Linked DNA regions of Homo sapiens: region 2 is linked to region 1. The links are chromatin loops, found by intact Hi-C in ENCODE. Cell type or tissue: CD4-positive, alpha-beta T cell. All regions are shown on one strand. Region 1 overlaps SNX10 (sorting nexin 10). Region 2 has its middle 160 kb from the start of NPVF.

What was found. Peaks named below come from ENCODE experiments on the same cell type or tissue, not always from the same donor. Only the 100,000 strongest peaks of a DNase experiment are listed, where the experiment ranks them.
Region 2: a loop joins it to region 1, with 12 times the contacts of the local background. A loop is called at or near these places in 4 of 110 quality-filtered maps.

What each region holds. Positions count from the first base shown.
Region 1 is chr7:26,367,792-26,371,791 of GRCh38, forward strand. All of the region lies in intron 5 of SNX10 (sorting nexin 10), which reads left to right. Among named protein-coding and RNA genes, the nearest start is that of LINC02981, 29 kb to the right of the region's middle. In CD4-positive, alpha-beta T cell, CTCF peaks have their summits at 1,909 (motif pointing right) and 2,109; a DNase peak (open chromatin) is centred at 1,920.
Region 2 is chr7:25,387,920-25,391,919 of GRCh38, forward strand. No RefSeq gene overlaps it. Among named protein-coding and RNA genes, the nearest start is that of NPVF, 160 kb to the left of the region's middle. In CD4-positive, alpha-beta T cell, CTCF peaks have their summits at 1,763 (motif pointing left) and 3,520 (motif pointing right); a DNase peak (open chromatin) is centred at 1,792.

The DNA.
Region 1 (4,000 bases):
CAGCCATCAATAGCCTGTACCTTGTTTGTAGAGGAATTTTAGGAACCACAGCATTAAAACATGGAAACATGCTTGTATTGTAGGTTTTTCGCATGCATTTTTAAAGCCTGGTTTTCATGTGAGTTTTGAAGTTATGAACCAGAAGCACTAAATATGTTCAAACCTTTTGAAACCACAATGTCTTTGTATATGTGTATATATACCTATTTTTCTTTAAGGTCATTTGTGAAATGATACATATGTAATAAGAAAGTACTGATCTTTGTAGAGGAATTGGAAAATTGTTTCTTTGACTAGGTGCCAAATAAGAATAATTTCTACCATTTATCGAACACTTTCTACGTGTTTGGCATTTTACATGTTTTAGTCTCAGTACTAAAAATCTTAGGAGTTGGGTATTATCTCAGTTTTATAGATAAAGAAATTATAGGAAAGATGGACATACTATATGAATCCCAGAACCTGGCAAATTTAAAATTAGCAGTACTCTTAAATGCTGGCTAAATTTGGTATGATTGTGAGATTTTTCAAATATATTCATTTTTCTTCAGTCTTAACTATAATCTCCCTTTTGTATTCTTGCCCCTGAGTAATTATAAACTTAAAGTCCCTTCTAATAGTTATGAAAAGAAAGTTATAGGCTAAAAAATATAAACTCAGTAAGTCTCTAACTATGAAAAATGGAATTCCTACTAATTTTTAGGTTTGAATGGGATTTTCAATTTAGGTTTGAATAGATTTGTTCATGACTGGGAGCCGCTTCCCTTCTTTACTGAATTCATCCCATTAATACAACTACATTTACCCTACAGTTTAGACTTTAGTATCATGGTTTTGTATTTCTTCAAATATTAAGGAATATTAAAGATTTTTTACAAAAGGCTAGTGTTGAACCATGACAGCTAGTTTTACACACACACGATTTTTATGTCTTTGTGTTCAATAGAGGGCACCACAGCATAGATCATGAATGTCTTCAATGAAGATTTGTAGGTTTTATTTTTTCTTATAGTAAGAGCTAAACAGGCTGAGTTAATTTTTTTTTTCTACATCAAACTGCTAACCTTCCATGTACTATGCAGTTATGTATATATATCATTGTATTGGGTTCAGCAGACCCAGGACATCCTTAGTTAGGATGAAATGATTTTGCATAGCTATATATTCTCAGCTAAACCAGCATATAATACATCTAATAAAATCATGTTGAGGAAAACTGTGCTTTTCAACTGTGTCCAGTTTAGGGAAAAAAAACAGATTTTGCTTTGTTTAGTCTAAAACTGTTATGGGGAAAGGAATAACTTCTGATTTGCACTATAAATATCTTTCTAGAAATTCTTTTAAAATCCTAGAGGCTATTTTTTATTCCTTTTATAAAGGTTTGAAAATCATATACTTTTTAAATGGAGGTTTCTACAAATGACATTTTATTGACTGTTTTACAAAGTACTCTTTATATTAGGTTTGAAATTGATTTTGGGCTATTAGATTTGTTTGTGGAAAATATGGCACAAACATGACTAAGGAAAAAATAGTATTTAATATTATGATGGTGGCAGTCACAGCCCTCTCTGATAGTAAGCCAAATAGTACTCAAAATAAATTAATTATGCTCACCTAACCAGATGGGAAAACACTCTCAAAAATTTTCATTTTAAATTTCAGAATGAACTATCTGACTAAAATAAGCATATAAATACATTTAAAAATTATTTTTGCTTATTTAAAACTCATGGAGTATGGTGGCATGAATTTAGCCAGAGAAACAGAGGAGATTCCAAAAACCAAAACTGTACCTAGCCGACTCACTGGTTTGAACTCTAGGCCTGGGGGAGTGTTCAGATGTCCCCTCCCCAGCCACATCTTTCTGGCTCTTTGGAATTGTGAGCTGGGTGAGCCTGGCTCCTTCTCTTTTCATCTGTGTGTCCTCCAGATGGCAGTATTGAGCAGAAAAAGAAAACGCTGGGAAATAATGAGTCTAATGTACAGTAAAATTGGAAATTGAATTATAGCTCAAGAAAAAGGACAGTAGCCTTGAGGTCCCGATCAACCTGGACTCTGATCACTTTTGTTTGCTGTACCCATGTGTTAAGTTACTAGCAAGTTAATAACAACACGTGAGCAGTTCAAGGCTCAGTAGAATTGCTTCAGACATGAAATAAAGCTAAAATGAATTTGTGTCCAATATCATTGGCATTAGTGCTCATTACTGTTGTGGTGTAATGCCTCAAACCATCTAAAATCAATTTTAAAGATTACCCATTATTTTATAAAGAAAATAAAACACATTTCCAACAGAAACAAAGCCACGAGTACAATCCCATGAACAGTTCCTTGTACTTATGGCAGGCAGGAAACCGCTGACAGAGGCCACAGGAAACACTCTGCTCAGACTTCACAGACTTCACGATCCAAGTTCGTATTAATGGATTGTTGCTCTATAACTCTTCTCTTAATCTGAAGTATTTAAAAACAAGAATGGTGAATATTTGTAAATGTAGAAAATAAATCTCAAAGAGTAGTAAGAGGGATTTACTACTTAGCTACTTGTACTTGGTAAATTAATCATTATCATGTGACATGGTCATCTTTTGGGAGGACCCAGGGCGGAGGACACAGAGGGAAAAAGAAGGATTTAGCTGCTTTGCTTGAGGTTTTGCCTTTTAAAAAGCACAAAGGTTTTACTTTTCCTTCTAATAGACCAGTAAAGAATATTTTCTCAAACTGTAAACCTGCTGAAGCAAAGGGGACAGCTAGATTTTGGTTTTAATACTGTGCATTTTTAGGCATTTTTGCCTTTGTTAAGAAATAATTGTTTTATTTTGTAGAAAAGGATTTGGTATTATAATGACCTTGGATTTTCACTAAATTGATATTAATGGCCAAAAGAGATTTACTTTCCTTATTACTTGTTTAAACAAGCAGAATATAAGGTAAGGTTCATTTGGTCTGAAATACATGATCTATTTTTCACAGATCGTTATATCGGAAAAATCTTATGTTGGACAAAATTCTACTTGGGTTTTAGTGTGTTAGTTTTGTCCCCTGTATCTGGTCTTAGTGTCTCCTCTTACATAATTATTGAACTATCAGTAGAGACTAAATGATCATATGTCAACATCTTTGCTAAAAGATAAACCAGTTTTTATTTAAATATAAAGGTATACTTTGATTTGATTTCATATTCTAAGATGTGCATTTCAGAGAAAACACATTCACTAATATGAATTTGAGCATCTGTAGATTTTGCTACAGGATAGTTTTTAATCTTCCATGTAGTTCTGATGCCCTGGTTGAAATCTGTTCTGTCTTTGTAAACTTTGATCTTAAATGTGGGAAGAGCAGTATGTATTCATCACAAAATTATCATATTTTAATTATATATATGGTAAAGTTGGCTGGGATCAATTTTATTTGGTTGCTCATTTTGACAACACAGAGATTCAGTGCTCCTAAAGATTTTGGAGAAATTTACAGTTAACCTTAAGTATTAAAAAAAGCCATCTCTCTCATGAGCTGTCGTAAACATGCCCTTAAGTATATAACTGTAAAGTTTTAAAATGTAAAATATGCTGAGAATTGTATTTTCTTCATATAATTTTTAATAGTAGTTGAAAGTTTTGATGTTTCATGACAGCCTATCCCATAAAGATCACTGAATTGACATGCTGTTGGCAGTAAATTTTTTAAAGTAGAATAACTTTCTATGACTATATAAGCAAAATATTTCCATAATTAATCCACATGGTAATAAGAGATGGGTAAATTGAAGAAATGTCCTTGAAGTTATTCTTTTAACAGATGTTCTTAACTATTAGCTTCATGTTTTTACCCACCTAAATTTCCAAATAATTGAATAAAAGTTAACATATGCTTTCCTCCCCTTAATGGGCAGAGCCCATAATTGATACAAAGTTTACCACAGTAGAGAAATTACCTTCAGTGGTACTTTTCTAATGTTTTTCTTTCTTCTACCCTATCACTGACCATCCTGTTCACC
Region 2 (4,000 bases), 980 kb before region 1:
CATGACAGGTAGAAACACCAAAGAACCAGAGGGTGTTTATTCTGGAGGACACAGGAGTAAGGGGACAACTAAAGTTTTTAAGCATTTGAAGGACTGCTGCTTTGAGGGAAGATTAGAGTTGTTCTGAGTAATCCTTGATAGGTGAAGGACTTCTGAGATTTGAAAAATCTAAAGGAAGACATTTCAAACAGTTAGAATCGTCTGGTTGTCCAATTCATTTCAAAAGAATATGGATTGAACACTAACATATATAAAGACGAAGAAAATCTTGATAATCTATGATTCGTAATCCTATGGTTTTCACATGTTAAATCTAAACCTCCCAATAATTATATTTAAATTACCACATGTCTAACAAGAAATCTTCATTTTTACTCCTCAAGCAAATTTGCTGGGGCACCCTGCAGATAATTAATCGTTCTGCCTTCACCCACTCCTGTACCCTTCACCAAGAATATGTGATTTTTAGGTTCTCCTTTTTAAAACCTTGTTTTAACCCCAGTGATGTTTGCTTGCTCCATTTTTCTGTGTCACCTCCAATATGCAGGTTGGCATTGAGTGTACTTAGTTGCCCCATCGTTGATTTTCCTGGTTGGGTCTGTTTATTATGTTGAGCACTGCGGTGGATAGGACATCTCCTGGCCACCCCTACCCCTAAACAGAGAGGGTTCCTCATGAGATGTGGCCTGGGGTAAATTATCCAGGAACCCTGACATCTGCTGATATGGAATCTTCAGTCACCTGGCCATCAAGGCCATTGCAAGGCTTCTAGTTTCCTTCACAGAGAGAGGTAGCAACACCAAGACCTCTTACTGGGTTCTACCAACCTAAAACTAAAGCTCCTTCAGATGTTGTTGCAACTTAGAACATTGGCAAATGTGTGGATACATTTGTGTAATAAGCTCATTACACACATAATAAAATTACATACAAACAGACCATTGTTGTGGTTTTATCTGTTTTAATCATTCACTCAACAAATATTTGCTGAGTGCCTATTATATAAGTCCAATGACCCAGGACAGATTCAAAATACCGTGGGATGAAGAAGCCCACAGGTTTGTGATCTTGTGCACTCCTGGCATAATTTTAAAGGTGAGAAAACGTAATGCATATGAAAGTATTTTTTAAACTGAAGCATTGTATAAATGTAAGAGACATCTCTTAATCATCAGTGGGAAATCTAAATCACGAAGTGTGGCATCTGTAACATTTTTATGATTCGTTTTAAGTGGCCTTTGCAGATGGGTGACTATTTACTTTGTATACTGCAAACATGTCAGGTTTTTTAGGGGTTGGGGTTCCCATTTTTCCTCTCCAAATATCACCAGACTGCCCAAAACATTCTGAACTGCTCTTTCTTTCCTCGGAGTTTCTCTGGAACAGTCACTTCCCTCCCATTAGACACTTCTTCACTGCTGATGAGGATGCAGGCCCAGGTCCCCTGCGGCCTCCAAGGATCATCATTTTAGACCCTTTTTAAATGTCAGTAAAAGTTTTATGCCATTATCTCATCCCTCTTCTATATTCTCCATCCTTCCCACTTCTCTAGCCTGAGGGTGTTTAGCTGGGTCTCTCTCCGTACAGAATTTTAGTAAGGAAAGCTCCATAAGCAGAACGTTGATCAAATTACTGCACTGTGGCTCTTAATGGACAATATAGAATAATAATATTAAAAGTGAAGAGTTACCACAAAATATGTTATTCCGACGACAATGATATGATCTTCAATTTAGAAGTCAGGCCTGGGGTTAGTAAGAATTCAGTCTGTCCTTGAGTGACCTCTGCTGGTTGATCTAGGATGAAGTCTCAATTAAACCTTTGGTTGGATTAAAAAAAAAAAAAAAGAATGGTAGGGAATCCTGAGATGACCGACAAAATCGCGCTGCGCTGGTAGGAACTCTCAAATACTCATGTTCTCTTCTGGCACTCTTGTTTGCCCCTTAGTGTGTGTACTAAGGCACCATGTAAATCATGTACTCCTCATGGGGAGGGGGCAGGTATTTGTATGATCATTTTACAGAGGAGGAAAGTGACTGAGAAGTTAAAACCACTGATCTGGGGTCACACAGCTAGTATGTAGTAGGGCAGGATTCTAATTTGGAGTCATCTCATACACAGCCCAGTCTGGGGCTTCCCCACCTGCCTCCAGGTGCCTCCTCTGTCATCCCAGAGATGCTGGGATGGTAAATAAATATGCATGAATAAGTCCTTACATGAGGGCTACTTGGGGGAAAAAGATTCTATGTAAGGATGTTACTACCATCTTACTGTATCTGTAATAAAACAATAAACTTGCTCTGATCTTCCTTTCAGTGTGACCCAGGGGCTAAGCCCTTATGTTTGCTAATTTGGTGAATGGTTGTTCTCTACTAATTTAGGTCAGGGATTTAGCTTTCATTTCCCTGATTAATTTAAGTCGACTGTTTGGCTGGTCATCTTGGTTATAAAGTTGTGCATATTGACATGTATCTTCCTTGTGGAGATTAATAACAAGTATCTATCTAGTCACTGCTCTGGGTACAACTATGTTTAGCATCTTGTACCTGCCCTTCAGGAGTTTGCAGCCAAGGAATAATCACCCTAACTAACACTTGTCAGATGTGAATGGGTGCTAGGGAAGAAAGAAGGAGAAAAGGTAGAACTTAAGCCTCCAAGAAAGGTGAGGCTTAAATAAACAAAGAGAAGTGGAATGTGCAAAGGAGAGGATATGAGGAAAAATATACAGAGACAGGAGGCAAGTATCGTGCTTAGGGTGCTGGAAATACACCCAGTTAGTATGGATAGAAGGTTTAGGTGAAGGCATGAGCTTAGAGGGGAGATGAGGCCAGACTGTAGGGGGTGGAGAGCCAGGTGAGGAGGTTGCTTCACTAAGGGGTTGGGAAACCTCCTCTTCTCGTGAATTTAAAGAGAAGTGTGGAAGCTTTCTTTCCAGGACAGGAGCCAGACCTGAAAGCCTCCTGAGTCCTTGCCAACCCTATGAATATTAATTCAGATGTTTGAAAAAGAGATTAAATACATATCAGTTTTAATAATCTCTCCCATTATTGATCACTGCTATGTGCCAGGCACCGTGCGAAGCACCTTACAGGCACTATTTCATTTTACCCTCCAGTTACCCTGTAAAGTAGATACTATTATTATCCTCATTTTATAGATGAGAGATTTTAATGTCATTGGACACAAACACCCATGCACTAAGCACATATGTGTCTAAGTTGCAAGTTTAAAGTGTTAGAATTCAGCTTCCCTTCACGTTACATCCTTCTGTATAGATGGTGATTCATTCATTCTTCAGATACCTGGTAAAACATCATCTCCAATGTAGACCAATGTGGAATGAATCTTTCCTTTCCCTGATGAGACAATACTACAGGGAATGGGTTAAGTGTTACATTGAATATCCTTAGGACAGTTAGGTAAATGGAACAAGTTTTTTATTTGCTTTTCTTTCCCCCAAAATAAATGTGTGGTTGAGAAAGAGTTCACCTTTGTAAGAAAAAGAAACTTATGTCTACCATTCTGAAATTTTCCAGATGGTGGCACTACTTCATCAGTGATTCCACACCGTTTTCTAGTATTTTTCTATGAGTTTCGAAGAAAGTTCAAGAAATCTTAAGAGGCATATATTTTCTAACCTACGATTTTTATCAGGATCCATGGTTTTTCAATACTAGATTTCATTAAACAACACAAATCAGAACAAATCAAGAAGTTACAAAAATTAAACTCCTGTTTTTCAACAATATTTAGCTCATTGTTCACAACTGCTGTGAACAAATTATTACAAATTAAAAAGCTATCACAGCCGGGGGTGAATTTTCTTTTATATTGAATAGAATTCCATGTAGAATGAGATTATAATGCTGGAACATAAGAAACAATACCAACATCCTATAAATGAAAGCGGGAAGGATGCTAACCCTCTAAGCCTAAGCTTAAAATAAGTTCTGATTTCTAACAATTAGATGAAAACTTTTCTTGTCACTTCTTGACAAAG